4 separate regions of the Mus musculus genome follow, and regions 1, 3 and 4 are each linked to region 2. The links are chromatin loops, found by intact Hi-C in ENCODE. Cell type or tissue: gastrocnemius. All regions are shown on one strand. Region 1 overlaps Rps6ka5 (ribosomal protein S6 kinase, polypeptide 5). Region 2 overlaps Dglucy (D-glutamate cyclase). Region 3 holds the start of Dglucy (D-glutamate cyclase). Region 4 overlaps Rps6ka5 (ribosomal protein S6 kinase, polypeptide 5).

Region 1 (8,000 bases), 260 kb after region 2:
CCACTCTAACGAGAGGCCTGCCTCTGCTGGAGGTGAAAACCCTGCAGTCATTGAGCAGCAGCAGACGAATTGATAGCTGATAGCAAGAGAGGAATGGAGTCTGTCTGTCTGTCTGTCTGTCTGTCTCACTCTTTTCTTTGGTTCCCAGAATAGAGTTTTAGGAGTAGAGTTAACATCATGGCTATAATTTTCTGCCAAAAACTGTAGTTCCAATATTATTTGGTGATTCTCAGTAGCAGGCTGATACAAATTCTCTGTCGTGATATCCCTTTTAGATAGATACTCATTTTGTAGGCAAGGAAACTGAGAAACAAAGGAATCCTTTAACCAGTAAAGAACAGAGCAGAGCCAGCCTTAACCTCCATCCTGCCTCTAAGTCGATGGTTTTACCAGGCTATACTTTCATATATTTAGGTTTTACAGGGGTGGGGGGGGGGTCCCTATTTTTATTTCTAGTTGGTGTTTTGTTTCTGTTTGTTTTATGGTTTTGTGATACTGGATATTAAACCTAGGGACTCATATACGAGCCTAGGCTTTCCCATTGCACTCTCTCTCCAGCCCAGTGATACTTATTAACATGTACAACACGGGATCTTGTTGTAAACCAAAGTAATGAAGCTTATCATGATGTGTACTGTGCTAAGAAAGGTTCTCATCTTGCTGATCTCATTGTTTCTCTCATTAAGTCACTGATCTGCCTCCTCACAGGTGAGATTGTATGCTTGGGTTGGATTATTAAAACTATGATCATAGAATACACTTCTCACACAAACATAGTTGCCTTTTAACTTTCCCGTGCTGAATGCATTTTTCTGTCTGACTCCCACTCTCCCATGCACTGGCTGGGCTGTGTTGTGGAAACACATGAAGAAACAGACGCTTTTGCCACTGAGAAACCAACCTGTAGTTGCAGATGACAAGACTTAGCCCTTAGTCACATGGTGCTGGCTGCCCTGTCTTGGCTGACTTCCCTGGTGCCTTTTAGGTCTTTAAAGTTCCTGCTCATTGGGAAGAAGTGCGGTAGAGGAAGATTATAGTTCTCTCGAGTTAATTCTCCTGATGTTGTTGAAGAGTTGTTAGGATCACGCTGAACTGTGAGCGGGAGGTGTAATCTAGCCCAGGTCCCCTTTTTACATTTTTTTAAGTGAAATATTTGAGATAATAGGTTTGGTTTTTTTTTGTTTTTGTTTTTTTTTTTTTTTTTTTTTTTACCAAGATTGACTTATACTGAATAGCCCAGTGGTCTTCCATTAATTCCTGCTCATACCTTTATTTATTTGATTGACAGGTTCTTGTTTGTTTGGGGGGAGCAGTTGTACACATGTTCCCTGCCCTACATGTAGAGATCACAGGACAGCTTGTGGGTCCAGAGTTTGAGCTCAAGTGCTCAGGCTTGCCAACAAGTGCTTTTATCCTCCGAGCCATCTCCCTAGCCTGTGCTATCAAATAGTTTTCTCACATATGTAGTTCGGTTTCCAAATGCTTCACCACACTCACTTTTAGTAAAATATCCATTGTTATAACGTCATGATCCAGTTGTACTAACAGTAAACTTTATCTATCCACAGGAGAATTTTAAAAAGTGAGCCTCCGTATCCCCAGGAAATGAGCACAGTAGCTAAAGACCTACTTCAGCGTCTCTTGATGAAAGATCCCAAGAAGCGATTGGGATGTGGCCCACGGGATGCAGAAGAAATCAAAGAACATCTCTTCTTTGAGGTGAAATTTTGGAGATGAGTATATTTAATCCCCCTTGGGGTCACTTCCCCATTTCGCCTATCTTAGTCCCCTAATTCTTATTATGACAGATAATGTTTAGGAGGGAGCAGACTTCTACTTGTTTAGACCTAAATGGCTTTCCCTCCCTAAAGCACTAGGAGGGAAGGTTGTGATAGCATTACATCTTCTCCACAGTGAATCCAGCCTCTGACACTAAGACAGGATGTTGTCAGCTACAGAGCATATGCTTAAGAATAGAACACATGCGTTGCCCAAAATATTGCCCCTGAAGTCTCATCATGCTCAGGTTTTCAATGTGTTAGACCGCATTCATGGCCATCAAGGGTTGTATGTAGCCTGTAGGTTGGACAAAGCTGGTAAATTCTGCAGTGCTTTCTGTAGGTTTTTGGGGTTGCACATGAACGGAGGAGATGTGTATCCTTTGTATGATTCATGAGCTGTTGTACTGGGTTCCACCTTTTGGTTACCGATTCTGTTGCCTCTTTCTGTTTCCAGGAGAAATCTTAGAATATTCCCTCCTGCCTGGTTCTCAGTCAGTGTCGGTGGCATACATTTCCATTTGCTTTCTCTGTCCTGTAACAGCGCTTTTTTATGAAAAAGCCAAGGGACACTATTCCACAGAGCACCAGCACATCCGCCAGTCCCATGGTCTCAGTTCTCTCCAAGTACAGGCGTAAACAGTGGGGAGGATGGCTGGGCTGCTTGGTAACTTCAGCCTAAATGGTAAAGCCTGGCGTGGCAAGGCCTCCATTTCTAACATCCTAAACGCTACAGCGTTTAAATAACTTCACAGATCAACAAGCATGGCCTTGGTGTTTAATGGTCTGGTAGAGTCATCCACGTTATGTTTTTGTTCTGTAAAAATGTGCAGTATTATCACTAAAACAATAAACAGGGTATAGCAAGCAAAGAAACAATTATGTCAGCTTAGCTTTCTTAGTGTTGCTATTGCTTATTAAACATAAAAATGCAAGGCTGGGGTGTAGCTCAGTGGTGGAACACTTGTGTGGTGTGTATGAGGCCATAGATTTTTGTCCTCTGTTTGGGGGCTGGGAGGTGGTTTCCTCATTGAAAATGAGGTCTCTTCACTTCTGTGAGAACAGAGTACGTTAATTTTAGTCTCTCCACCCATTTTTTAAAAATATTACTGTAAATCTTTAAAGTTCGGTGACACAGAGACAAACATGTTAGAATGAAATGAACTCAGTATTGTACATTGGCTGAGAACTATTACTTTTCAAACATACATTATATCTTGTTCATACTTGAGCTTAAAAACTAACAAGTATGTAAAATTAAACAGAATGCTCTATTGTTCTTTTCTACAACTTTTTTTTCTCAGTTGTTCCCTGAGTTTGTGAATATTATGGTCTGTCTTTAGTATAGGAGGTGCTTATCTTCTTGACAGCTTGGAATAATAATTTTAATTTATGTATTTGCTTTCACTTTTAAATGATAGGGTAGACCAGAAATCCACTTACAAAGATCTGAATATCTTTTCTCTACAATGCTCTAGAGGTGGGAAGAATCATAATAGCATTCAATTTTCTACACATTGAACATTCTTCTGGTAACAATGTGTTTCTTTAAATTACCCCTTTCCTCTAGAAGTTTGTCATTTTTCAAGAGTCTTCTTAAAATTTTTAAGAAATATTGTGTGTGTGTGTGTGTGCGTGTGTGTGTGTGTGTGTGTGTGTGTGTGTTCATACATTCACTCATGCTCGTACATACACACACATGTGAAGGAGAAAAGACAACTCATGGAAGTCAGTTCTTTGCTCAGCCATGTGGGATGCTGAGGGACAAACTCAGAGTGGCATGTTGGCCAGCAGACATCCTTACTGTGCCAAGCCACTTCACCTGGCCCAGAATGTTTCTTGGTGTATCTTCAGTCAGGGAAGCACAAAGCAGATGGCTGTAACAGAAGCTACCACAGCCTCACAGAGGAGTGAACACTAGCTAGAAAGTGGACAGAACTCTAGTCCACACTTCTAGCAACAAATACTTCAGTGAAAAATATTTAGCTCTTATTTCTGAGCCTCAGATTATTTCTGAGACAAATAAAAAAAAAAGAAAGAAATTATCTCTCTCATCATAACTGAAAAGCTTGAAGAATTACCACATAATTATTTCTACTTCCTTTATAAAAGAACCTATTTTGTTAATTTCATCAAGTGTAGGTTTCACATTTCCCCACCACTGAGTCAATATCCATCTCTAAGTTGGAAATCATGTCTCCTACTGGTGGTGCTTCTCTGTCTTAATGCTATATAGCATGATGGTATCACCTTGTTTTGAAGACTGAGTAAGAAATCTTTAAAATTCAATTCAGTAAGAACTGAGAATATTTTAAAGAAGGCACATAAAGAAACAACAGAGGATTGAATTAGAATAATACAGAACGAGTTAGTTACTCAGACAGTGTGTATGGGAAACAAGAGGCAGTATCTCACTCAATATTGAATGGGGTTGAATGAGCTACAATAGCAAGCCCTCCAGTGTACACACACACTTGACTCATGGCACTTTTACTTCGTAATCAGTCCAGCGACCCAAAGGGAAACCAGTGTAAGAGGAGAACTCAGTGAGTCCCTAGAAAATAGGGGTTGGTATCACAGCCACAGAATACACTTCAACCACTATAGCAGTATTTTATGGTTTGGGGGAGATGTTGGTTGGTCGGTTGGTTGGTTGGTTGGTTGGCTTTCATTTTGGCTTAATTCTTTTCTGCCAAGGCTCAGTACAAAAGTAATTTATTCTGTTATCTCTGAGGTTATGTCTTGGTGCCCTCTAGAGGACACTGAGATTCCTGCATTAAGAAAGCTTCAGGCACCTTCCACATACTACAGACTGAAAATGGGATCATTCTTGGAAAAAAAATATTTTTAATCCTTAGTTTGAAATATGTACTCTTATTTAAATCAGACTTGCTAGTAACTGTGCTCTTAGCTAAGAGTGGTGGCGCACACCTTTAATCCCAGCACTTGGGAGGCAGAGGCAAGCATATCTCAGTTCAAAGCCAGTGAGTTTACATAGAGTAATGGTTCTCAACATGTGGATCGTTTGACCACCAAACCTTTCACAGGGGTCATCTAAGACCATCATAAAACATGGATATTCACACTATGATTCATAACAGGAGCAAAGTTATGGTTACAAAGTAGCAATGAAAATAGTTTTCTGGTTGAAGGTCATCACAACATGAGGAACTGTAGTAAGGATCACAGCATTAGGGAGGTCGAGAACTGTTGCAGTAGAGAGTTCCAGCCTGCTAGAGCTACCAAGTAAGACTCTGTCTTTAAAAAAGAAAAAACAAAGTAACCATATCTATTGTTCATAATATAGTTTGATTTTTTTTTTGACTTGTCCCAATCTTCTTGCTGTGCTCTAGAAGATAAAGTGGGATGACTTAGCTGCCAAAAAAGTGCCTGCGCCATTCAAGCCGGTGATCCGGGATGAGTTAGATGTGAGTAACTTCGCTGAAGAGTTCACAGAGATGGACCCCACCTACTCTCCCGCTGCCTTGCCACAGAGCTCCGAGCGACTGTTTCAGGTAAAGTTGCAGCATGCCAGACATGCTTTGGAAGAAAGCCAGTTTTCCTAGTGAGGTGGTTTGTTGGCATAAAATAAGAATTCTATAATCTCTTCAGAACTAAATTTAGAGATATGTTGAGGTACTATCTGGAAGTTTGCAGTTTACTAAATAGATTTTATTATAGTTTTTAATGTGTATGTTTTAGGTTTTTTTGTTGTTTTGTTTTGTTTTTTTGAGACAGAAGTTGGAGTTTTGGGATTTGGATTGTTTAGTGGGATATTTTGTCTGTTCATTTGAGACAGGGTCATGCTGTGTAACCCTGGCTATTCTGGAGCTCACTATATATAACAGACGCGTCTTGAACTTCTGCTTCTCCGTAGCTCGGATCAAAGGTGTGCATTCGAACAACCAACCTCTGTTTGTTTTTTATGACGAGGTATTCATTTTATACTTGAAAATTCATTTCTGCTGAGGCTCATGTGAAAATTATAATGCTATTTTATTTTTTACTCCATTCTTTAAACTATTCAGTGTTACCTGGACCTTTATCTTCAGTGAATAATAAATTATACATGCTCTCTAATTCTTAAAGTCTTGAATCGAGGGGGCCAGAGATGTAGAGTGCTCACCTAGCCGGCAGGAAACTCTGGCTTTAGTTTCTAGTACTGCATAAAACTGGGTCTGGTAGCACTCACCTGAAATCCCAGTGTTCCAGAGGGTAAGAAGTTCAGGGTCACCCTCAGCTACACAGTGAACACAGCTGCCAGTAGAACCCTGTCTCAAAAAAACAAAAATCAAAAACGGAAGGGAGGGAGACAAACAGATTTATTTTTAAAGACTTTGGGTTTAAAGTCCATGATTTCCATGCAATGATGGGCTATAATCTGGAAATGTGAGCTAAAATAAGTCCTTCCACTCCAAGTTGGTTTTGCCAAAATATTGTTTAAAGATTTATTTTTATAGTTTTGTACGTGTATGTATGTATGTATGTATGTATGTATGTATGTATATTGTATAGGATTCCTTGGAGCTGCAGTTTCAGCTTGTAAGCTGCCTAATGTAGATTATGCGACGAACTTAATGCCCTCTGAAAGAGTAGTGAGCACTTTGACTCTCTGTAAGAGTGTTTACCTGTTTGTTTTTGTCAGTATTTTATCACAGCAATATGTGTAGATGTGTGTATGTGAAATATTATATAAAGCACATTGTTTTGTATTTTAACTTTAAAAAATTAAAAGTGCAGAATATTTTTTAGGAAATGTTCGTTTACAGATGCAGATACTCTGTGCCTATTGAACTGTGTCATAGCTGCACTTCTCTGACCACTGACAGTGCCTGTAGTGTGGTTTGCTCTGGCTATTCAGAGTGTGCCTCTCACCTGTCCTATGACCCTGGAGAACATGGCCAAGGATCTATGTAGGTGGTAAACTAGTAAATGCCCTAGCTTGCACAGAGTAATTATGTGTCATTTATCACTCTGGCTTACCACATCATCCTTCCACTGGGGTATTATTTTCCAAAACTCAATTTTAAGTTTAGTTATTCTGAAAACATAGAATACAGATTCAATAATTGCTAAATTAAAGATGAACTTTTATGAAACTTGTTATTTTTGTAGTTTGAAACAGTTCTGGGGCCACTTTATTTGATGTGTTGACTGTGCCTCTTCTGAGGTCAGATGAGTTTATAAACAGATATTATCAGCAATGCAAAAGGTTCACAGGCTTGCATCAGATTTGGGAGTGGAATAGGGAGGAAGTCTTTCTGCCTTGATTTTTTGAGTTGGGCTAGTTCTGCCAGAAGATGGCAATATCTCCTTCTGAGAAGCATTTGCTATTGAGTTAATGCTGTATTCTGAATGCAAATAAAATTATCTTCATCTGAACATTTTTTTCTATGAAAAGAAATGATCGCCATCTAGACCGTGCCTAGCTGTGAGAGTGCAGAGCTTTGAGCTTTAGCATCTCTTCTCTTTTCAGGGCTATTCCTTCGTTGCTCCATCTATTCTCTTCAAGCGTAACGCAGCTGTCATAGATCCTCTTCAGTTCCATATGGGAGTTGACCGTCCTGGAGTGACAAATGTTGCCAGGAGTGCAATGATGAAGGTACATAGGTCTGGCTGCCTCAGTTTGGATCTGTGATTTGTGTGAATATTTAAACACCAACTGATGTTTTTAAGTCTAGTAAATTTACTAGATTATCACTCAACTAAAAGGCAACTTTAGAAAATGAGTAAATAAGTGGGAATAGCAGTGTTTTCCCCAGAAGATTGTCACTGCCAACCTGCATGAGCTCCTTTTTGCCATGATAAAACATGATATATTTTGGACAAATGTATAGATGAAAATATAAGCACACTAAATGAGTTTTAATTTATTGCTTTCAAATTTCTGAATCATTTCACATTAAATTACAGCTTTACATATACTTTGTGTATTACTACCAATCTTTTATTAAATTAAATAATGTTGATCTTTTATCAGGACTCACCCTTCTATCAACACTATGACCTAGATCTGAAGGACAAACCTTTGGGAGAAGGAAGTTTTTCAATTTGTCGCAAGTGTGTACACAAAAAAACTAACCAAGCATTTGCTGTCAAAATAATCAGCAAAAGGTATGGCCAGTCCTAGCAGTCTTTCTTGGGGCTTTTGACCACTTAGGAAGTTCTGGAAATTACGGAGAAGGAAATCAGTTGTTTCCTTTGCGAGACTTTTTGCACACA
Region 2 (8,000 bases):
CTTGTCTGGTTGTATCAACATGGATCAGGGGAGTGCAGGTACACGTGGAGCGAAGCGCTGGGTATAGAAGTCCTCAGCAGTGGTTTGCATCATAGAGCCAGGCACTGCGTCTTCTCTTTGCCCTCCTGCCTGGCCTCTAGGTGCTTACTGCTGAGTAGATTGAACCTCTGTCTTCTGCATTCCCTGGTATAGATTTATATTTGAGTACTTCAGCTGTGTGCTTCTCACCAGGGGAGGGGGTATCCGAACATTGTTTCTTTACCTCAGAACTTCACATAATGCCTTGCGCATTCTTCAACTGGTGAGATGAGGAAATGCTATCCTGCTTTTCACAGAAATTCAGAAACTGTAACATTTCTTGGGTTTAATAGCCAGAGTCAGCCAACATTCAAAAGGAGCATCTATTGATCGATGCATGGACTTTGCATGGACCCAGAAAGGGAACAACTATTAATTGAGAAATGGTTTCCTTTTTTTTTTTTTTTAATTCTTTCTTTTTTTTTCAGTGTCTCAGACAACACCTAAAAAAGTGATCCTTTGAAAGCCAGGTACACACAGAGCAGCAGGTTCAGGAGGTGGCAGAAGGCTTTATTCTCTCCAGCTTTAGGGATGTGACGGTTTGTATATACTTGGATCAGGGAGTGACATTGTTAGGAGGTGTGGCCTTGTTGGAGTAAATGTGCCACTGTGGGCGTGGGCTTTAATACCCTAGTCCAAGCTGCCTGAAAGTCAGTATTCTGCTAGCAGCCTTCAGATAAAGATGTAGAACTCTCAGTTCCTCCTGCATCATGCCTTCCGGGATGCTGCCATGTTCCCACTTTGATGATAATGGACTGAACCTCACTCCAGGAATGAGTTCACGTATGCAGGAGGAAGGGAGTGAGTTTGGGAACTACATAATCTTCTGGGAGAAGCTAGGTCTTGGTATTGAGGGGTCCTGGGAATGGACCTCAGCAGATACTGAGAGACAACATTGTTGTAAAATTCAACTGTGTTTCTAGGCTTCATCCTTTGCTTTGAAGGCCCTACCAATTTCCAAAAAGACATGAGGCTCCTCAGCTTGGCTCCTTCATGAGAGCAAGCCGCAAAGCTTCAGCAGGTGGGAAAGCATTTGGTCCAAGGGTTCTTGAGCTAAAGACTGGGTGTGTTGGCTCCTCAGCAGGGGATTGAACTGAGCAGGAAAGACACCGTAGACTCTTAGCTTACATTTGTGTTTGTTTCCCAGTGCTAGGGCTCAGACCTTTGAGCACTCTGGGGAAGTGCTCTACTACTGAGCTATAGCCCCAACTCTAGGCCTGGGTTTTATGGGTTTATTTTTAAGTCCTTGCTTGATCTGTAAACCTGTGCTTTCAAGAACTCCGGACCCATTGGGCTGCAACTGAGGAAGCTCCGCCCTTGTTACCAACATACTGCAGCTGATGACTGCTTCCAGACTGGTCAGCGGAGATGGCCAGAACACAGGGACATCCTCGGGCCGACACTCCACATAACTCCCGTAGTCAGGTTTGGAAAGTGCCTCAATTCCCAAAAGACCTGCAGGTGGGAAAACAAAACAAAACAAAACACCCAAAACCAAACCCAGGATTCCTCAGATTGGTACCACCCACATGGGGGCACTAAGTACTCTATGTATCTTTCTCCCCACAAGTGCTAGTTGTAGAATTGATCTTAGAAAAGGAGAAAGAAGAGGAAGGACAGGAGGAAGAGGAGGAGGTAAAGATGGCTCAGAGTTGAAGTTTTAACAGATCAGGGTGTTCTGTAACTTAGGGCCCCCGCTGTCTGGTACCATCAGGCCTGACATCTCAAACCGTATGATGTGGTTTCTGGAGGGAGTTTACAGTGTGCTTAGCTCAATACTAGCCTCGTAGCACAGAGTCCTAACAGAGCCAGCTTTGTGTGTGTGTGTGTTCATCTTGATGCAGACTGATCAAGTTACATAGCTGTAACCTCTGTTATTGTTCCAGCAGCCCCAGCCCTGAGCAGCAGCATCTACATGCTGTTGACAGTGCGGACCAGAATGCCAAAGATGGATGCGTTGGGCCTAGTTTATCCCCACTGATAAGACAAGTCGGCAGATATCTTCTGGGTGACCCTGAGACTATTTTAGGTGAGGAAGACCAATAGTGCTGATAGTATTTTCATAGAATGTCAGGTCTTTAGTAATTCTGTTGACTACGAAGCTGAGCAAGTTCAAGTCCACAGACCCTGGCTCTCACTCTGGGCCAACCCCAAGTTCTCTCTCCTCAGTCCCTCTGAGAGCTCCAAGAGATCTCATGACATTCAGTCAGAATGCAAATTTGAGTTTTATTTAATAATGTTATGGTGTGTGTGTGTGTGAGAGAGAGAGAGAGAGAGAGAGAGAGAGAGAGAGGTGTGGTGTGCATGGTTGTGGATAACACCTGAAACAAAGAGTCCCACTGTGACCCTCCAATCCCCAAGGCCAGTGGTGATCACATGATACTCATAGGAGTTGAGTGTGCATCACAAGTCCTCAAGATGAGGCCCCCTAGTGTGGCACAGTGCTGCCTTAAGCCTGAGAGCACCCAGTACTGGACTTCTGGGTTTCACCCCAGTCCCTCACCCTTGAGACCCTCCCCATAAGAACAGCACAAGCCCCTGTGTGCTTTTCAGGCCCATGTTGGGTGGACACTGACCTGGGTCACCGATGTGAATGGGTTGTCCTTGCTGTCCTCTTATGGCGTGAGTGGCCTGCAACAGCCTTTCCAGCTTGTCCTTGGGAATGGGTCTCATTGTGACCACCAGAGGGCAGCAGAAGCCAGCAATGGTGGCACAGGGCACTGTTGTCTGATAGTGAAAATATAGGGGGAAAATACAGGAATCAACTCAAATTAAAGCCGCAACACTTCCAGTCCAAGAAGCAAGAGATCCAGGGAGCTGTTGCAGCCTGGTTGACAGTGAGAGACTCAAAACTAGGGTGCAGGAGGGGGGAGCCTTATTCATTTTTTTCTTTATTAATCTGTCAACATCACTTTGGCAGTCTGGCACACATCTAAGCTGGACAGAATAATGTTTTCACCACATAAAAGAAAATTCAGGATGGTGTGTTGCCTGTTGTCCCAGCACCTGGGAGGCTAAGGAGATGGGGAGTTTGAGCCTTGACTGCAAGGAAAGTTTTAAGGTGATTCTGGTAACACAGTGAGAGACTGCCTTAAAACAAACACACAGACGGGGCAGCAAAAAGGTGACGGGAAGAGAAGAGAATCAAATGTTCCAAAGGAAACCACTACTATTTCTGATGTCCAGATGTAGTTACCAGAGCCCCAGAAAGAATATTATACTTTCCCACTAACAGCTAGGAGGACAGAATGGCAGATCTGTTACTGGAGTATCAGTATACAGGGTGTTTTGAAACTCTCAAGAACTGTACTGTGTTATGCTATTTGTGAGATACTTTATCATCCTCAGCATTCCAGGACATATTGATCCAACAGCCCTTTGTGGCCAACAGTCAGAACCAAAGGAAATGCTAACTTTCAGCCGAGGTTTATAACACACACACACACACACACACACACACACACACACACACAATTTTCCCACCCAGTGGCGGGCATGGTGGCTCACGACTTTAATCCCAGCACTTGGGAGACAGAGGCAGGCAGATTTCTGAGTTCAAGGCCAGCCTGGTCTACAGAGTGAGTTCCAGGACAGCCAGGGCTACAGAGAAACCCTGTCTCAAAATCAAAACAAAACAAAACACCCCAAAAAACCAAAAAACAATTTCCTCGCCCAGTCTCATGGGTCTCTAAATGTTCTTTCTCCATGGACCTCAAGAAGCTGCGAAGTTCTGACAGAATCAGGCAAAAGCAAGCAAACAGCGCCAGGAACATCGGCTGCCTGATTTACTTCTAGATCCCACAGGATGAGCCTGTCCCTGGATGCCCCGGTCTTCCCTTCCAAGATTCTGCACAGGGCGACCTGGGTGACTTTCACTGGTGGTATACTTCTCCCCCTGCAGTGGGGCTTACGACAGGCTTAGAACGCAGCCAGGATCAGGATCCCCTGGGACGACCTTGGCTGCCACTTAACTGGCTGTTACCACCCTGGCAACTGTAAGATGAGGCTCTGCTGTGCTGCCAGCCCAGTGTCTGTATGACAGCACCTGGGACAGAGCAAAGGCACATGTAGGCCACTCACAAAGCCAGGCAGGGCTCCTGGGGACTGAGACACCTCTGTTTAGGATGGGCCATCTATCCAGGCCATCAGTCAAATTCAAGGTGGCTGTAAGAGCCATCTCTCTCAGGGCCTAAGGGCAGTGGGGTGAGTTGTTACAGACAAAACTGTATGGCAGCTGTGGGGAGAGGGGGCAGTGACGTGTCATGGATAATTGACAGGCTTTGGTGAACATATATGGACGTCTGTGCCTCTGTACAAAGCTTTTTTTTTTTTTTTTTTTTTTTTTTGGTTTTTTCGAGACAGGGTTTCTCTGTATAGCCAATCTCATCAACCCAATCTTTTGTGCCTCGAAGGTTACTACAGAACTGCAGGGACCTGACGCAGTCCAAGCCTCTTTGGCAGGAGTCAAAGTGGGGAGGGACACTGTGACAAACAGCGCTCAAGATGAAAAAAGTCCAGCCACTGTGAGCAGGGAAGTCTGGAGGCTGGTCTTGTGCACAGGGAGGCCTGGAGACTGCTGATCAGCCAGAGTGCTCAGACTTGTCCCAACAGCATCTGGGAAGGAGGCAGAGGAGGAAGGGCGCCACTCTTCCCCACGTGACTGGTTTCAGCAGGAAGAGAAGTGCATCAACTCGGCCACAGGGACAGTCCCTAACAGCAGGCGTGTCCCAGGAGAGGCCACCCTTCTGCCGTTAACACTCTGTGCTCACATCAAAACTGGCCATGGTGACACCCTGTGCTTGTAATTCTAGCACTGGGAGATAGAGACAAGAGCATCCCCAGGGCTCTCTGGCAGAGAGCCTACCCTTAATCAGTGAATCCCAGTAAGAGGTCTTGTCTCCAACTCCACGGTGGGGCCAGTGAAAAGACTCATCAGATAAAGGCACTTGCTGCCGTGCCTGGTGACTTGAATTTGATTCCCAAGCCCCACGAGGCAGAGGCAGAAGGAGAGAACTGATTTCCATAAGTTGCCATCCAATCTCCACACAAACATTGCACTACCAAAATCACCCCTTCCCCAAATAAGTGTAACTTAGCAGAAAACAATGTGTTCTGCTCCCGAAGAGTACTAGTTGACCTTTAGCCTGAACATACATTCATATATACATGCCCTCTCTCTCTCTCCAAATGTCCAAATGACTTTGATTGACATTGCACAGCCATATCAGAGGCAGGTGGGAGAGAGACTGACTCAGAGGGTAATGGTTTTACCTGGGAGGGCGACTGAGCTAGGGCTGACCTTAGGGCTTCTGATCCCTGAACCAACATTCTCTCCACCATCGGAAACTACAGAGTCCATCCACATTTTCAAGCTGTTTTGCCCAGGGGCATGGCCTTACCTTGTATGCTCCTGCATGGCTGGGACCTGTTAGGTCTCTTCTGGGGATCCCTGCCTGCTCCAAGGCCTCTTCTATGGAGAAGCTGCAGTCTATGATGAAGGTCACCATTTCTTTTAGTTGTTCTGAGTGCTCTTCCAGTGAGGTCAGGATGCCTGTGCAGGTGCCAAACTTGTATTTCTGCAACTGTGGACAGATGGTCCTAGGGACACAAAGAAGTGCTCACAGGCCCCTGAGGCGCTTTTTTTGTTTTTGTTTTTGTTTTTAGAGACAGGGTTTCTTTATGTAACAGCCCTGGCTATTCTGGAACTTGCTCTGTAGACTGGGCTGACTCCAAACTCATGGAGATTCATCTGCCTCTGCCTCCACAGGGTGTACCACCGTGCCCACTCGGCCAATACTGTGTTTATTAGAAGGTCAGAGAGGGGCTGGAGAGTGGTTAAGAGCACTGACTGCTCTTCCAAAGATTCTGAGTTCAATTCCCAGCAACCACATGGTGGCTCACAACCATCTGCAATGTGAGCTGACGTCCTCTTCTGGTGTATCTGAAGACAGCTACAGTGTACTCATATACATTAAATAAATAAATCTTTAAAAGAAGGAGGAGGAGGAGGAGGAGAAAAAGGCAGAGGAGGGACTCTCTGATACTGACACGTCTAGAGCTCTCTACACTGGGGAGCGCTTGGTTTTCAAGTCGGGGCTTTGCTGGTGTTCCTGAAGCATGACCAAACCAGAACCACTGAATCAATGTGTGCATAGCATAACCTGTGGGTCCCACCCCATCCCATTTCCTGAACCTCAATGTGAGACCAGTCAGACCCACAAGAATAAAACAATGGTGGACTTTCTGCAACAGGGAGATGCTGTTGGACCCAGAGAAACTTTGGTGTCCTCTCCCATGAGGCTGAAAGCCTTATGTGGTACGAGCCTCAACCCTGTTCACCCCAAATCATTGCTGGGTTATTCCTCCTTTCCAGCCATGTGCCAGGGGATGGGTTGTAGGGATGGCCAGGGTGTGACTCCACATTCAGACACCAGCTCCATGGAGCAGCAAGTGTCTGGATAGGGAGAAACACAGAGCAATGAGGCACCCTCCTCCTCTACTGCTCTACTTTGGATCTCAAGTCTCCCCTAGAGGCCCATAGACTGAATGCACCATCCCAGCTTGTGGTGGTGGTGGTGGCAGCTATGCACCTTTAAGAGGTGGGAACTAGTAAGAGGAAGTTAGGTCATCGGGTATATCCGCTTTTAAGATGAGGATGTTACTTCGCCATCCTCTCTCTCTGCTTCCTGAGTAGCTTGGCTCCACTCCATCTCCCCTGCTATAATGTTCTGCTTTGCCACAGGCCCAAGCTGTAGCCACTCAACCATAGACTGAGACCTCCAAACCAGCAAACCAAACAAACCCTTCCTTCTTTAAGATGTGTGCCTTGGGTGTTTCTTCATAGTGTTGGAATGCTATGACCCATGAAGGGGGAGGAGTTGGGTCTTAAGGCATAAGTAGGAGTCCACAGGTTGGATGAGAAGGGAAGGACACCTAGGCAGAATGTGCTAAGTGTGAAGGCACCGAGTATATGAGCCAAGGGAGGTCTGCACCAGGAGACTCAAGCTGACCACACAGTAAGTACCAGCTCAGGCCCTAGTAACGTCTTTTTGAGGGGTCCCCTCATCCTTGCACCTACAGAATGATAATGGGAAGCCTTCTGTCTAGGAAGAGAGCTTGGGGAGGGGTGTGTGTGTGACCTGAGTATCAGGAAGAAGCTGAGCTGGGGCCGGGTCACCACTAGTCTTGAGATGGGGCTAAGGTACAGGCCACAGGCTGGCTGGCCTTGGAAACTTTTAAAGAGTAGAGTCACATGATCAGATGCAGACTTAGAAAAGGCCACTTTTGTGGGTGAGCAGAAGATGGTCAGATGGAGGAGAGAGCAGGAGGAAGATAAGGAGAGTTACAGTGTCTTAAAGTCTAGGTCAAAGACAATGGGAGCTGAAGCTATGAAGCGAGGGCATAGTGGAGAGGCAAAGAGGCAGGGTTCCCAGAGCCACCTAAGAGGCTTGTTATGCAGTGCTCACCCTTTATGTGTGAAAATACATCTAGTATCTCCAGTGGATGACTGACACTGGCTAGCCCCATCCCCTGTATATGTTATTGTCCCCTGTATTTCTACACCTGACATTTCCTTTATAAACCAGAGATGCATAGTAATTATAATTATATACTATAATAAAAGTTATTTAAAACATTGAGCTATTTATTCCTGGAATTTCCCATGCAATAATTTTAGACATTGGTCACCCATCGGGTAACTGAAACTTGTGGAGAGTGAATGGGAGCTAAGGGGGATGTCTGCTGTAGGCAAACATGCACAATATGAATGGTATTTTCTTCTGGGGGTTAGTGATTCGAGCATTGTTCTTAATCCTGTGCAAGGGTTTTCTGGTAGGAGTGATAAAGCGACAGGTGGCAGTGCCTGTCATGGTTAATTTTAATCATCATTTTGATACTATCTAGAATCATGTGGAAAGAGA
Region 3 (8,000 bases), 62 kb after region 2:
CAACACTTTACACGAACCGTCTCCTGTAACCCACACCTGCCTCCCAGATGAGAGCTTTGGTTCCATTTTGCATAAAAGGAGATACCGTACTCTAACTGATGGCACGCCATTTTTGGATGACCAAACCCGCAGTCTAACCCACGTATTCTGGAAGGAGATGCTATCCTCGTTCACTGTGTTTTAGAGACCTCTTGTACAGTTCCACGTGGTCAGGAAAACACGGTTCAGAGCCAGCAAGGCTGTTCTGCAGGTAAAGGCAGTTGCCAAGCAAGCCTGGCAACTTGGTTCAATCCCAGAATGTACACAAAGGTGGAAGGAGAAACCAACTCCACAAATGTGTCCTCTGCCTTCCGCAGGGCATTGTGGCACATGCATGCACACATACAATGATTTAAATTAAAAAAAAAAAAAAGTAAGAAAACATGGTTGGATTTTTCAGAGACCTGTGCCCGAATGGTAACCTCAAAGCTGCAAGTCATTTAGTGTCTCCACAAGTCAGTTTCCTTCAAGAGAGCCTCTGAGAGGAACCGAGCCACCGGCCTTCTGGAAGGATGAGAGAGATTTCCGAATGTTGAAGAACGCTTTAAAAGCTATAAAGTGAGGTACAAGTGATGAACTGCCTTAAGGCAGGCTGGAAAATCCTTAAAACCCAAATAACAAAATGCACTCTATTTTTTTTTTTAAATTGCAAATACCATCTAGCAATTTGGCAGATATCCTAGAAAGCCTGTAAAAATCTGTCAGGGAGAGGGGTACGTTTGGATTTCTACATCTGTCATCCTTTACTGAAGAAGGGAGATTGAATTGAAATAGACTGGATGCGTTCAGTCCTCTGTACCTGGTGTGGGCTTGCGGTGCACACCACATCCATACACACATACATACGCACACATGTGCACAGAGGTTTGTGGGACCGTGGGCCGTGCCAGGAAACTTGGTAAGGTTAAGTGGGTTGGAAGCCCTGGAACCCAGAGGGGTAGATAGGAGCTTTACTTGCTTCCTACCCCGCCCCTGTCACGTGACCATCCTCCCTCCTTAGTCAATAAGTTTTTCTTCCTGGATATCTCTGATTAACCTCCAGGAGGTGGAATGCACCCATTTTCCACAATGAACAACCAATACACAGTTTGGAACCAAGGACTGTCTCTTTCTTCAAGAACAGCTGTGGGGAGCACGGAGAAAACCTTTGTCTACAGAGCCTCATGGCTTAAGTGTCCCACAGAAGGCCCCTCTGCTCACCGCTAAGCACCACCACCGAACTAAGCTGGCGTTCCCCTTTCCCCGGCCCAGGACTCCTCAGCCCAAGGGCACAATTCTGTTCCCACTTCCCCTTGACCCAGCAGTGTCTAGATGTCCAGAAGTTTAGGAGCCCCTGGCCCTGTGGAGCCCCCGCCACACCTTCTGTTCCAGGCTCCTCTGCGTGGTTTCCAGTGGCGACTGGACACCCAGGAGTCAGGGAACTCCAGCTTTGGACTCCACATCTTAGGTTGTGTTTTCCCACCCCCTGAGCGATGTATCGGCGCGTCCCTCAAATCTAGCACCCAACAGTAGGTGTAGGGTAAATGCAGTCTTCAGTCTCCATGTTTCACCTGCCCAAGTGGTGTTCCCACGCCCTAGCAGCTGGGCAAAATGCGAAACCACAGAGGTTCTCGATTGAAAAGAATCCTTATTAGAAAGACCAGGAGGAGCAGCAATCTGCCATAGCCATGGGAATTCACCAAGTCTAGAAACAAGGGTGGCACAAGGAATTCAAAGGTTCCCAATTCAAGTGAGCAGGGGACTTTAGCTGCGTGTTGACACAGGAGTCCTATGTGACAGATCTTTCAGATATGCCCACGAACTTCCCCAGGGTTTCTTATTTACCCACACATATACATCACGCCAGGTCAAGGACCACCAGTTGAGCTCCTGGGATTCAGTCCCCATGACAAAAGGAACAGCTGAGTTTTTAAGGTTGTTCTTATATGAACTGCTATTGGAGGCTTGGTTCCCTGTAGGCAGTGTTTAGGGGCAGGACCTGTGGGAGGGAATTACATCCTGTGCGCTTGGACCTCAGCAGTGGGCTTTGGGAGGTGGTGGAAACCCCTGAAAGTTAGGCCTCTTTGGAGGAAGTTGGTACTTGGGGGTGGGCTAGGGATGGGCTGTTGTATTTCAGACCCGTCCTCGCTTGGCCCCGTTCTCGCTGAGACCCGTCCTCGCTTGGCTTTCCTGGCTGCTACGAGTTGAGCTGCTTCCCTCTCCCACCTGCTTCAGCCATGTTGAAAGATCCTGGAAACGGCCAGGTCAAAGGGCTATGGACTGGATGGATGGAACCTTTGACATCATAAGCCCAAATAAACTTTTCCTCCTTAACGTTGCTGCTCATGTCAAGGGTCTTGTTATATGAATGGGAAGCTAACACAAAAATTCTTTATCGGAATGTGTGCAAGCCCAGTCTAGCTTTCAGCTGGTTCTATCCTGCCTTGTCTTTCTGCCTCAGTTTCCCCCATCTGTTTAGTGGATGCTGCTTTCCTTCTGCTTCTTGCTCCTGGCTTTATTTCCCCCTCCTTTGACAGTGTTTAGCTACTTTGAAGGAACAACGCTCGCTCCTTCTGGACCAATCAGTGCCAACATGCTGCCTCCTGCCCTCCCTAGCACACATACATGTTCATGAAGTCAGGAAGATGGCTGTTAACGAACCCCTAGGTTAATCACACAGATAGGAAGAGACTTCCCAGAGTCACAGGGCTCTGCCTTCTGCACAGGTCAGAGGGTTTGTTCCCCCAGCCACCTATGACAAGAGAGCCTTGGCTCCCGCAGTGGGGACTGAAGCAAGCTCTCAATGTGAGTTTGCCTCACCTTCAGCAATCATCCCTCAAAAGCAGAGAGAGGCACCTCGAGCCCTGTGGTTATCTGGCCAACACCCCTAGGCCTGCATTGGCTTGGTCTGTCCTCCCCTCATGCCAGCCCTGAAGTCTCTGCCACTAGCTTCATTTCCTCCTCCCTAGCAGGTTGTGGCCCAAAGTTGGCAGCCACTCAAAGCCTATGATTTCAATTTCCCCTTCTTTGCTTTCTCATGATCTTGGGGTTCTCAAGGTCTGGAAGGTGTCCTGAAAGGCCATCCCAGGAGGGTAGAGAAGCAATTCCACAACTCATGGTCCCCAGTGTCATATGCAGAGATTTGACTTTCAAGGGGAGGCCCTGGTGGCTTCTAGCAGAAAGCCTGTTAACTGATTTTGGCTTATAGCCCCCTGGAGCAGTTTCCTCAAACGCTTGGGCTGGGATAGGGTAGGGTGGGGTGTGTGGATGTTGCCTAGGGCAGAGAACTATGCCGCGTTCACGTTCCCTGCTGACTTACTGTTGGTTTGAGATGTCTGGACTAGAGTCCACACACAATTCTTCCTTTTGTTTCCTCAGCCTTGCAGAGCGAGCTTCCTTCTGAAAGGCATAAAGCTCTCTTTCTTCAGCTCACAGGGGCTTCTGGGGCTGCCTGTCGCCACCGCCACTGCCACCAGCTTGCTCTGCCCGGCTCAGTCTCTGATCTACATGCCTGGGCACAGCCCCAGGCACCACTGGCTGCTACAGCTCTGCTACCCTGCAGCCAATGCTCTCAAGGCCTGTACTGGGGTGGAGACTTCCATGGCAGGATGCCAGTCCTGGTTCTTAAAGTCACAGAGCCCTCTAAGGTTACTTCCCTTTGCGGGAGTTTCTTGCTTTCCCCGGGCAGCAAGGAAGCATGACACAAAGGCATGGCCATGATGATTGGAAAACCTGCTGCAGCAGGGTGGAAGTCCCAAAAATTCTAATGTCACAGACCTAGGAACTCACGTAAGCCCTGAGGAGTTTCACAACTACCCTGGTAATTCCCGTGTGAAGCCAGACTGGGATTGCTGTCTGTGCTGTCCAAATGTCAGACTGCACTGGGTCATTTGAGGTACAGGCGAAAATGCAGGTGTTGACCCGAGCGAGAGTCAGGCTCTTGCAGATCAATGGCTGCTAGCCCTGGGGCTGTGCTGGGTTAGGCAGGGTAAGTTGCTCTCCAGCATTCAATGTTCCCTGGACTCATCTGAGATAATAGGAACGCAACACTAGGCCAGTCTCTAGCACTCAGACTATGCTTGAAAGACACGGGCAGGCCTGTGGGGGTTTTTCCTCCCTTGGTCTGAATGCTTCCTCTGAGGAAGAGCAGGTTCTGCTTTCTCTTGCCTCAAAGCTTTCAGGACTTCCCTTCAGAGCCAGCCTTAATCCCAACCACACAAGGTTCTAAAGCAGATGGTGCCAGCCAGTCTCTGTGGTTTCACCTTCCCTACCGCTCCCGAGCCTCATACCCCAACCCCAGCACAAACCACACACGTAAGCACAGTGCAGGTCCTTTTGGTGCCAGCCTTGGCATGTCTCTTCTTGGGTCACTTTTCTAATTCTTTTTCTCCAGTTGGTTAACTTCTCCCCCTCCTGGAGGAATTGGGATGGGTGTGCCTTGCCCTTTGTTATAAGACAGAGAGAAGACACCATCTGCACCCCACGACCACCACCAAAACCAAAAACCCAGACTTCCACAGGATACTTGAATCCACTGGCACCTTGATCTTACTTAGCCTTCCCAGTCTTGACTTGTGAGAAATAAATTTCTGCTCTCTACAAGCCATCCAGCTTGTGGTATTTTGTCATAGCAACCTGAATAAATGGAGACAAAGACATTGTGCTGAGTGAAATAAGGAGAATGTCTTAGTTAGGGTTTTACTGTGAACAGATACCATGACCAAGGCAGCTCTAATAAAGGACAACATTTAATTGAGGCTGGCTTACAGGTTCAGTCATTATCATTAAGGCAGGAGTATAGAACCATCCAGGCAGGCATGGTACAGGAGGAGCTGAGAGTTCTACATCTTCGTCCGAAGGCTTCTAGGAGAAGACTGGCTTCCAAGCAGCTAGGATGAGGGTGTTAAAGCCCAGGCCTACAATGACACACTTCCTCTAATAAGGTCACAACCCCTCCAACGAGGCCACACCTCCAAATAGTGCCACTCCCTAGACCAAGCATACTCAAACCACCACAGAGGAGTCCATAATTCTACCTGTAATAAGGTACCTAAATCAGCCAAGGTCATCACTGGGACAAAAAGTAAACCAGTAGATAGGAAGGTGTGGAGGAGTTACCGTTTAATGGGTCCAGACTTCAGTATAGGATAATGAAAAGGTTCTGGAGCTGGACACAGTGACAATGGTTATGAAACACTGTGGATGTAACTCAGGCAATCAAGCTGCCATCATACAATAGCTTATTAGATATCTAAATTTTAAGGACACGCCTAACCTGTACCCCTCAGGAGGTGATGGTTTGCAGACGGCAAATGTCCAAGGCCTGAGGCATGTGTCCTTTCCACTTTTCTAGAGGCTTAAGGATGAGACTCGGAACTCCAGAAAGTAAGACTGTGTGGTTGACCAGAGATGCAAAGAATGCCAAATATTTACAGATGGATTCTTTGGCGGATGTGACGATGTAGGCAAAAGTTCTAAGGGGGAGAAATATCTCAACACTCAGTGTCAGAGTACACTCTGTAGGGAGAGCAATTGCCTACATCAGAGGAATGTAAAGGTACAGTCAGTTTACCTAGAAGTCTCCTTGCAAAAAATTGAGTAGCATTAAAATCTGGTAACAATCGCATGCTCACTATTGTAAGGTTAGGTGATTAGAAGGGGTCAATGGGAGATAGAAGTAAGAATTCAAGACTTTTTTTTCCCCCTCAAACCTAATTAGACAGGAAGATTCTAGACGCCATCATGCCTTTATTTTCCTCCAAATTCCTATGTTGAGACACCAACCTTCCATGCAATGGAATTTGAGGAAGCACTTAGGGCTAGATGGGCTCCTGAGCATGGGTCCTTCTGTGATGGTGTTAGTGCCTTTGTCAGGAAAGATACCAGAGAGCTTCCCTTCTTAACCACATGAACACCATCCACATACCACCACCACCACCACCACCAATCACAGCCTGATAGCCACTATATACTCTGATCTTCCTCTGTCTCAGGGCTTTCCCAACCAGCAGTCAATACCTCCCAGTGACAGCGCAACCCTAGGGCCAAAGCAGAGAGCAGGGCAGGGCTTCCTGTACCCACTCTGTAAACCTTCCTGCTTTTCCAGTGCCTGATGGCACCTGCCAGGCACTCTCCCCTGTGGGCTAGGCTCATTTCCCTCAGACTTGTAGAAAGGCTAAGCAGTCTGTCTCCAGTCTTGTGAATCCAGCCACTCTTGAGTCTCTTCAGGTGTCAGAGCCAAGGAGATAATGGTTCCTGCTGGAACAGGGTCCACGTGACGGGAGATATATGTGTGTTTGTACAAGTGTGCTTATGTGCAAGGGACCCAGGGTTTGCCATTTTCCAAAGTTCATTTCTTAGCCACAAATAATGCCCACTGGCACGGTAGCGCTTCCTGTTTTTCACAAATTAGTCATAGTAAAAACAGAAGGAGGCAAAGCCAGGCGGTTACTGAGTCTGTTTGCCTGTGGGGAATGCTGAGTTCCTCATGGTGTAGGGCAGGCAGAGGAGACCTGAGGAAGGCAGGGGTAGCCAGCTTCCTTCTGCACCCGCTGCTGGCCCCGTGCCTCAGGCTCAGCCTGTTCAGTGAATTTCCTGACTGCCCTTTGCTCTCTGCCTTCTTCCCACCTCTCCACTGCCTCCACGCCACTCATCCCCAAATGGTGTCCTGCTTATATCATTTATTTGCTCCAGAACCTCCAATGGTCTTTGTACTGACCAAAGAGTCAAGTCTAAAGACTGAACCAGGCCTTTCTCTGGGGACTCTGACCATGCCCATACCAGCTCTGCTTCACAGGGCCAAGAGGGCACTAAACAGTTCAGTAACCATACATGATAAGACCAAGTTTTAAAAAGCCAAAGTTCATACAAAAAGCTCCATGGTGACAAAATTGTAACTATGGACAGAGGTGTCCCCACGTCACATTCTGTTCTTCTGTTCTCTTCACAGAGCTTCCTGGCTGGGCCAGCTTGGACCTCCTTCTCAGGTGGTACCACCTCATCTCAGAAAACTCTCTGTGCCTCTGCTCACACAGACCTTTCTGTCTTTTGGCTCCATTCATTTCTTAAACCTTCCTTGCCATCATCTGCTGTCTGGGTTCTAGTTCATGTTGTCCTTTGAGAACTTTCAAACTCCTTTAGCAGTGGCAGCTGAGAGGGTTGGGGTGTAACTCAGTAGCAGAGTAGATGATTAGCCTGCTTGAAACCTTGGGCTTGATTCCCAGCACAGCAAGGGAGAAAAAGGAAAGGTGGGAGGGAGGGAGGGAGGGAGGGAGGGAGGGAGGGAGGGAGGGAGAGAGAGAGAGAGAGAGAGAGAGAGAGAATATTCTAGGAAGGACAGATGTCTAGGCTGGTATGTAGCTCATGAGTGGATGCTTGCCTAGCATGCATGAAGTCCTAGACTTGATTCTCACCACCACATAAGCATGTCTGGTGCTGTATACATGTAATCCTAGCACCAGGAGGTAGAGGCAGGAGGATCAGATGTTCAAAGTCATCCTTTGCTACACTGGGAGCTTGAGGGCAGTATGGGTTATATGAGATCTTGTCTCAAAATAAATGAACAAACTATATCAGATGCGTACTTCCTGACCAAGGCCTGTCCTGGCCTCCCTGTGAGGTCACTCCCTGGTCTCTGTTTCCCTGGCCCCAAGGGGACCTCTCTCGTCTTGCTTCAGTTTCTGGCAACACTTACCATCAACAGAGGCGTATGCCTATGTCTTTCTTTCCATCTGTTGCCTGATTCTTCAACTGGAATCTGAGCTTCCAGAGCAAGGCGTTTCCTGTGTTTTCACGGCTGAACTCCAGAGCACGCCACAGAGCCTGGTGTGTGACACGGACTCAGGAAACCATCATCAAACTGAAGTTCTTCAAGCCAATTCTTAGGTATGCTCTCCATCTAGAAAAGGGCAAATGAAGGACCAGGGAGATGACTCCGAAAGTAAAGGCATTGCCACCAAGCCTGCCAACCTGAGTTTGATCCC
Region 4 (8,000 bases), 230 kb after region 2:
TTTAGATAGATTTGAGTGGCCTCGTGGGTGTTAGGAACTGAACCTGGGTCCTCTGAGAGAGCAACAAGTGGTCTTAACTGCCAGGCTGTCTCTCCAGCTCTACTGCCAAGTCTCTTTTTTTATTTTAAAACATTTTGTTCCTTTATAAAAGTTTTAGTGGCAACTTTATTAAAATGAAGAGGATTACATGTTTATTGTTTCCTCTTTAAACTCTATTAAAGTAAAAAAGAGAAGTGTGTATATACTCTTAAAGGGAAGGGCAGATAGCGGGAACTACATTTTGGTGGATGAGACGGCCGATTGAGCTGAATCCTAGAGCAGTAAAGGAAGCGGTTCAGCAGCAGACTGCTTTGCTCCTCTGCCTCCCCAGAGCTGCTCTGGGCTATAGCGACCAGTTGTTTCTCAAGCAGAAGTGTAGATTATTAAGGAGCTGGGAGTGTTGTTTGGGTGTCCTGTAAGAAAGAAAGAAAAGAGTCCCTGTATCCCCAGGTCCTAGGCCACCCCTGTTGATTAGGTACCTATGAGGGAAGATGGACTGTATCCAAGGCACAGTTGAGAGTGAGTGTGCCATATGGAAATTACTGGGGAAAACAAACTGTGACACCCTGTACCGTCCGGGGCCCATGGCCTGTTCCAGCACCTCACTGTGAGCACAGGAGTGTCTTAGACAGGGATATCGAGGGTTCCCACTGGGAAACCAAGAGCAAAAAACTTAACAGATCGGGGCTGGAGAGATAGTTCAGTATTACGAGCACTTTATGTTCTTGCAGAGGACCTGAATACAGTTCCCAGTGCTTACATGGCAGCTCACAGCCTTTTGTCACTCCAGTTCCAGGGAATCCGATGTGATTTTATGACCTCAGACACACTTCAGATACATATGTTCAGGAAGAACACTCAGACATATAAATAAAAAGGACGCCCTGTTTTAGAAAGTTGACAGATGCTGTCATTTGGGGATTTTGAGCGTGAAACTTTGCAGCCACACCTCTGCAGAGGAGTCTGCAACCCGATAAGCCTAGGCTGCACAGAAGCATGTCTGTGGTGGTGTCTCGATCCTGTGACTAGTTTTATGATATATATTTCAGGGCAGTGGATTCTTTTGAAGTGGCATGTTTAAAGTATCTCACCACACTGCTAAAGTGTCTTTGGCATGTAGTGTGTGGGCTATCCCCTGACAGAGAGACCTGATAATTACTCTCCTCTCTCCCCATAGATGCACACATCCATTTGCTCATTTAGTCTATGTGTTTGTTGAGGACCCTTCTACGTGCTAGGTAATTAGGCTAAATACAAAGCTGGAAAGAATCACTTGGTGAGTATTTCTAGGCATGGGTGGCTGGTTACTTAGTAGCAGGAGAAAACAGACTGGGTTCCTACAGAATGGTGAAATGTTGGGACTCGGAACAAAAGAAAGCTAAAAAACAATAAGCAAAGCTGACCAGAATTAGGTAGATCTTGGATGGAATAGTCACACATCAGCAAACGTCCTATGTGACTGCAGCAATTGCTTCTCCTCTTATGATAGAAGGGTCCTTGTTTTCTGCTGGTCAGGCCAAGTGCTCTCCCCTAAGAGAATGCCGGCATTTGTTGTTTAGATGCAAAAATGTTAAGAGTTCAGGCTAAACCAGAGAAGTAAGTCATTGATAGGTTCACTACCTCACTGACTGCAACCAACTATATTTTGACAGAAAATTACACTCTTGGGTTCTCACAGCTTACTGCCAACCCATTCTTTCTCTTGGCCATAAAGATCATACTGTCAGGCTAGACCTCAGTGTATATTCTCAAGGACCAGATAGGAATTTTCTTTTCTGGAGTCTTCTAAAACTTGATCTAATGGCCTTTTGTTTCCCACCCCACCCAGCAGCTGTTTAAGTGTCCTGACCCAGCCCCTTCCCTTTTAACAGATACTCCTTGAGACTGTTCTGTTTGGGTTAGCATTTCTTTTTCGGTTCCTTTTTGGTTCATGTGTCAGCCTAAGTCACTTATACTTAAGTCTTTGTAGGAGCAAATGGATTCTTTCCCCCATCCCTTCAGCCTGACTCTATCTGTATGTGCTTCATCTCATCTTCCACTCCTCCATTCACACTCTGGTCTCACTCGTCCTTCAAGCATGCCTAGTAGCTTCTGTTTTAAAAAATTTAAAAATAAGGAGATGATGGACAAATGAACTGACTTAAAAAGACAAAACAAACAAAAACCCCTGGGTGTCTTATCTTCCCTCTAGCTCTTTTGCTCCTGTTGTCTGTCCATGTCTGTATGTCTAGCTCTTTTATTCTTGTTGTCTGTCCATTCCTGTAGACTGCCTCCACTTACACATCAGCATTCCTAAGTCTACTCCTCAGCAGTTAACTGATGCTGTCTAGCCAGTATCACTTAGTGCTTTTCCTTCCTTACCTGGCTTATTTGTCCAATAGCCTTAAGCAATAAATGACTTTTGACCTTGGAGCTTCAGTTCACCAGCCTCTGGCTTACTGTTGCTTTGCAGTTTCTTCTCCTACTACCTTAGGCTTCTCCATGACTTCCTTTCAGGTCTTGTTAGCTGTCCTCTCTCCTTGTATGCCGTCCATATGTACTGCTGACTCTGACCTCTCTTCTGGGCTCGAGCCCTAAAGATGTCTGTAGTCTTGTGTTCCTTTAACTTCTAGGCACCTTGAACTCTACATTACTAGAATTGAACAGACCATTTCTTACCCAGATCTGCTTGTTTCAAAATCTGTAAATTCTGACCTCACATGATCTGGGAAATGTACTTATGTTTACCTTTTAGCAACTTACTTTTTATGTATGTTTAATACTGTTTTAATAGCAAAATTATTTATTTTATTTTCAAATGATACCAAGTACCTCCTATATGCTAAGTATTATAAGGGACCCTAGAAACAGGATGGTGACCCTAACAAATCATACATCTTAGATTTCTTATGTATATGCTTGATTATTTCTAGATAGATTTGCTAATTCTGAATTCTATACAGAACAAATTTTATTTTAGTAATTTTAAACATCTTTTTGTGATAATAACTACTTTGTATAGTTTGATAACTTTTATTGGTATTTTCCTTTTTTAGTTTTTTTTTTTAATTTATATTTTCTTTTTCTCAAAATTTGGTTAACCCCTTAAGGTTCTGGAAATAAAAGACAACATAAGTCTCTATAGACTAGGGTATGTCATTCGTAAGTGTTGTTTTGATCATTAAAAATGTTGGCTGGGTGATGGAGAGATGGCTCAGCAGTTAAGAGCATTTTCTCCTCTTCTAGAGGACCTTGGTTTCATTGGCAACACCAACATGGTAGCTCACAACTGTCCATAACTCTAGTCCCAGGGGATTTGGTGCCCTCTTCTGGCCTCCATGGGCACCAAAGAATACACATAGACAAACAAGCAGGCAAAGCACCCATAAATATGAAATACAACCAACAAATCCTTTTTAAAAAGAAATGTTTGTTGAGCTAAGCAGGCAATCTGCTATGTATTGTATTTTTAATTCTAATATGGAATAAGACAGTTGAAATAATAATATGAAAATAATATCCTTGACAAAATTATCTTTTTTATTCATACACAGTGAAATAATGTTGAGAATATATGTTCATGTATTGTTCACTATATAAATATGGCTTAAACATACTTTTGACATTTTGGCAGCCAATGTTTAAAATTTTTCTTAACAAACAAGAATCCTCAGGTAGACAAAAGTTTAAGTTTTAGTTAAGAAAAATAAATCCCCAACACTTAAAAGTGAGATAGCTAAGTTACAGCCCACTGTCATGGTATTTATGCTTAAAAGGAAAAGGCTAGAAGAGCATGACTAAAGAAGCAAAAGCAACCCCTTGAGCTGACGAGTTATCTGAATGTGTAAGCAGCACTCAGTTGTGTTGAGGATGGGATCTTTGGGCCTTTAGTTATTAGCCCTCCAGATCCTAATTTCTCCATCTATGACACAAGGGCTACCTTAGCTACTTACTGGACTGTCCTAGCAGTGTAACAAGCTCCTCGTGCAAGGATAGTCTGTATGTAAACACTGCCAGTATCCGCTTCTGTCTGTAAGCTATACTATTCAGATTTCAGACTATTGTGAGAAAAGTTAAAATTTATACACAAGAATCTTGTTATTCTTCCTTTGTTTTCTTATTTGCAGAAAGCTTGTATCTTTCTCTAATAAATGTCTAGTTAGTAACGCCATTTCCGGGCTTTGCTTAATGTGGCGTATATCTCGAGATGGCTAGGTGTGTTACTTTCTTTTGCTGTAATCAAGCATTATGACTGGAGGCAACTTATGAAAAAAAAAGAGAGTTGAATTTTGGCTTACAGTTCCTAAAGAATGAGTCTGTCATGGCCAGGAGGTGTGGTAGCAGACAGATGTGGCAGCTGGAACTGGAAGCTCAGGTCACGTCCTGAACTGAAAACATTAGGCAGAAAAAGCACACCAGAAGTAGGGCAAGGTTTTAAAATCTCAGAGCTCGCCTCCAGTGACATAATTCCTCCAGCAAGGCCATTCCTTCTAAAAATCCCCAAACAGCACCACCAACTGGGACCAAATATTAAAATACCAGAGCCTAGGGCAGACGGTCTCTTTGAAACCACAGTACTGGATCAGAGTTGGGATCCACACAAGCATTTTCAAATTGAGAAATAAATACACAGTAACTATGGCAGTTTGTGATTACCTCTACCTCCTGTCTTGATTGATTTGTAGTAACATGTATTCATGATGGATTTTCATATATATATGCTCCTGAAAAGCCTACTAGGTCTCTCTTAAATACTCCTGTCATTCATTTGCCAAAATAAGTGACTCTGGATAATTATTACTTTTTAGGTGAGTGGAGGTATTGGAAGAACACTAGAGTATAAAGTCTGTCCTTCACTTAAAACAGTTACAACTGGGCCAGAAAATTGGCTCAGTGAGAATAGGGACTTGATGCCAAGCCTGACCACCTGAGTTTGATTTATGGGACACACAGGGTGGAAGGAGACAACTGACTCTACACAATTGTCCTCTGACCCCCCACACACATAAATACATAAACATAATAGAAATAGAAAAGATAAACTATAAACTATTCCAATGTTACCATATTTCACTCTAGCCATTTGTGAAGTTTCTGCATGCGCCTCCCCTACCCCAGACATCAGGGCAGACGCTTTGCCCCCTCCACAGAGCAAGCACTAGATGAATCCACAGTTCACTGTTGCTTTTTCTTATGTCATAAATGACTGGCTTAGGTTAACCTTACTCAGGATATTGTTGTCTTTCCCCCTCTTTTTGAGTCGATGTATCTGAGACAACTTTTGAACTGACATTTTCCTAGTAACTTCTAAGTACTGAATACTTAATTTGTTCAAGAAATGTTAAATATTTTTATTTACTTGAGAAATATTTATCTGCTAGTTTTATCTTAATTATCTTTATTGTTTTGGGTTTTATTCTGATGAACTGCTGTTGGATACTGGTGTCCCTGAGAGTAGGCTAATCACACTGCCTTGGAGATCAGGGAAAGCATTTCCACGAGGTGTCCACTAGAGGGCCACTGGCCACAGCAAGAGTGGATGAGGTGCATCTGTCAGTGTAGGACTGTCACATTTACTTTCTGAGAAGCAAACAGAAAGTGTTTAAAACTATGTTGAGTGTCAGGAATAAACCCAGGGAAATTTAACACAATTTACTTTGGGATAATAAGATTGAAAATACATGATTAATGTTTGCATTCTGTAAATTTCTCTGTAAAATACTATTTATCAGATTTTTTTACAGTTTGCATATACTGTTTTTATCATAATCACCCTCCTTCCACAACTCTTTCCAGATCCTCCTTACCTCCCTATCCATCTAACTTCATTCTCATTCTCTCTTTCTCCCTCCCTCCCCCTCCCTCTCCTTCTCTCTGTCTCTGTCTCTCTCTCTGTCTCTGTCTCTGTCTCTCTCTCTCTCTGTCTCCCTGACTCCTAGACCCATGGAGTCCAGTTTGTGTTGGCTGAGTACTCCTGGGCATGGGGCTTGCTCTGAGGTGTGGTCAGTACCAGCTGTCACACCATTAAAGAAATGGACTTTTCTTCTCCTGGCAGCAATTAAATGCAATAGCTCCTAGAGAGTAGAAGGGCCTTCTGCCTGTCTCCCTCCTCTGTGTTTGGGTTTTGTCTGACTTGAACTTTGTCAGATATTATGCAGTCTGCCCAGTTGTATATGAAAAAAAATTACAGTGGCCTTGAAATGATGCACTCCTACCCCTCTGGGTCGTACAAGCTTTTAGGTGTGTGTGTGTGTGTGTGTGTGTGTGTGTGTGTGTGTGTGTGTCAGGATTGGGACAAGGTCTCACTATGTGATCTTGGCTGGACTAGAACTTGCTATGTAGACCAGGTTGACCTTAAATTCATAAGAGATCCTCCTGCCTCCGCCTACAGAGTACTAGAATTAAAGGCAGGTGCCACTATGCTCTTGGCTTTCTTACATTCTTCCTGCTTACCCCCACCACACACATAGATCCTTGAGCCTGGAGAGAGGGGTGTGGTAGGGACATCCCACTTGGGTCCAGCCACCAAACTCTCCTAGTCTCTGCATGCTGATGAGTCGTGGGTGTCTGAGCTAACTGTCCTCTACTGCAGGAAGCTTCAAAGATGAAGGCTGAGGGAGGAGTTCACTGATGGGATAGTAGCAAGTCATTAGGAGTCATTTTGTTGCATTGTCCATTTAGCAGAGTAATAGCAGTACATTTCTGCCTTGTGCATGTCTGTGTGTGTGCATATCCATGGCATGATGTGCGTATGAAAGCCAGAGGGCGAAGGTAATACAACACTGTATAAACTCAGCAATCACACTTTCAACTATGTACATTTTCCATTTTTTCCTGCATACTCAGGACTTAGTGAATCATTGTCTGCCAGTGTTCAGTCAAGGTATGGGAAGCTAATAGTGAGCCAGAGACACAAAAGTTTCCCCTCTAAGCAGGCAGCAGACATGTGTAAGTCATGTACCTAGATAGTGTATCTGTAATTGGTGGCAGGGAATCAGATTCCATAGGAAAGAAATGGAAGGATCAGGACACACTAGGTTACTCTGAAGATGCTTTGCTAAGAAGGGGACATGTGAGACGTGATAGTGGCCACGTGGGTATCTTGTGGGTTGTGTAGAACAAGTGATGGTTAGAGTAGTGGTCTAAGGACATGGAACCATGCAGAATAAGATTATTAGGTCAGAAAGGGCCTTGTAAGTGTTACAGCTTCTCTGTACAGGCCAGTAGCCCCTAGAGAATCTGAGTAGCATGGCCTGAACCGAGCTGTTTTAGAATGTAATTCTGCTTGGCATGGATGGTAACTCAGAGGGGGACAGGAAACAGGTTAAGGAAGCTCTTAGAGTATCAGCAAAGGATGGCATTGCCTGAGCCAACAGTGATGGAGAGGAGTTTCAGAGGTAGGCACATCTGGAGTGTATTTTGACAATAGAACTAATGGAATTTTTTTTTTAAGATTTATTTACTTGTTATATGTAAGTACACTGTAGCTGTTTTCAGACACACCAGAAGAGGGCGTCAGATCTCATTACGGACAGTTGTGAGCCACCACACGGTTGTGGGATTTGAACACAGGACCTTTGGAAGAGCAGTCAGTGCTCTTAACCACTGAGCCATCTCTGAGGCCCTAATGGAAATTTTTATGAGTTAGATATGGGATATGAGAGAGCCTGAAGAATCTAGGGTAGCTGCTAGAGCAACTGACAGGACTGAGTTCAGTTGGGTAAGCTGAAGTTACCTGATCCACAAGACATAAAAGCAGGTGTCTCCTTGCTATTATCAGTCTGGAATTTGGAAGAGAAATATACTATTATCTTGTATTTTTTAAATGTATATTAATGGTGTATCTTGTTATAAGTTGGAGTGTGTGTGCATGCGTGTGTATGTACATATATATGTTTGTGGCTGTGCACGTGTGTATGTGGGTATATGTTCATGTGTGTACATAGAGCCCAGATATTAATGTCAGGTATCTTCCTCTATTG

Evidence for each region. Peaks named below come from ENCODE experiments on the same cell type or tissue, not always from the same donor. Only the 100,000 strongest peaks of a DNase experiment are listed, where the experiment ranks them.
Region 1: it touches region 2 in a loop (8-fold over the local background); 32 of 42 quality-filtered maps call a loop at or near these places.
Region 3: a loop joins it to region 2, with 2.0 times the contacts of the local background. A loop is called at or near these places in 16 of 42 quality-filtered maps.
Region 4: it touches region 2 in a loop (7-fold over the local background); 31 of 42 quality-filtered maps call a loop at or near these places.

What each region holds. Positions count from the first base shown.
Region 1 is chr12:100,575,015-100,583,014 of GRCm38, reverse strand. It overlaps Rps6ka5 (ribosomal protein S6 kinase, polypeptide 5), which reads left to right. Exons shown (of 17, transcript NM_001330702.1): 8 at 1,569-1,719; 9 at 5,132-5,293; 10 at 7,255-7,380; 11 at 7,759-7,892. Among named protein-coding and RNA genes, the nearest start is that of Ttc7b, 58 kb to the right of the region's middle. In gastrocnemius, CTCF peaks have their summits at 4,548 (motif pointing left) and 7,070 (motif pointing right); DNase peaks (open chromatin) are centred at 3,583, 4,490 and 5,255.
Region 2 is chr12:100,836,176-100,844,175 of GRCm38, reverse strand. It overlaps Dglucy (D-glutamate cyclase), which reads right to left. Exons shown (of 13, transcript NM_145448.5): 4 at 5,478-5,676; 5 at 2,655-2,805; 6 at 1,411-1,533. Among named protein-coding and RNA genes, the nearest start is that of Gm36572, 54 kb to the left of the region's middle. In gastrocnemius, no CTCF peak of the experiment used is centred here; DNase peaks (open chromatin) are centred at 2,760, 4,041 and 4,757; H3K27ac peaks cover 2,256 bases.
Region 3 is chr12:100,774,648-100,782,647 of GRCm38, reverse strand. It overlaps Dglucy (D-glutamate cyclase), which reads right to left and starts at 3,591. Exons shown (of 13, transcript NM_145448.5): 1 at 3,338-3,591. Gm40558 (a long non-coding RNA gene) reads right to left here. Exons shown (of 3, transcript XR_872933.1): 2 at 7,712-7,915; 3 at 4,903-4,934. In gastrocnemius, no CTCF peak of the experiment used is centred here; DNase peaks (open chromatin) are centred at 2,955, 3,584, 3,906 and 6,556; H3K4me3 peaks cover 1,871 bases; H3K27ac peaks cover 4,846 bases.
Region 4 is chr12:100,602,266-100,610,265 of GRCm38, reverse strand. The region is part of intron 5 of Rps6ka5 (ribosomal protein S6 kinase, polypeptide 5); the gene reads left to right. Among named protein-coding and RNA genes, the nearest start is that of Ttc7b, 85 kb to the right of the region's middle. In gastrocnemius, CTCF peaks have their summits at 3,341 (motif pointing left) and 5,524 (motif pointing right); a DNase peak (open chromatin) is centred at 5,529.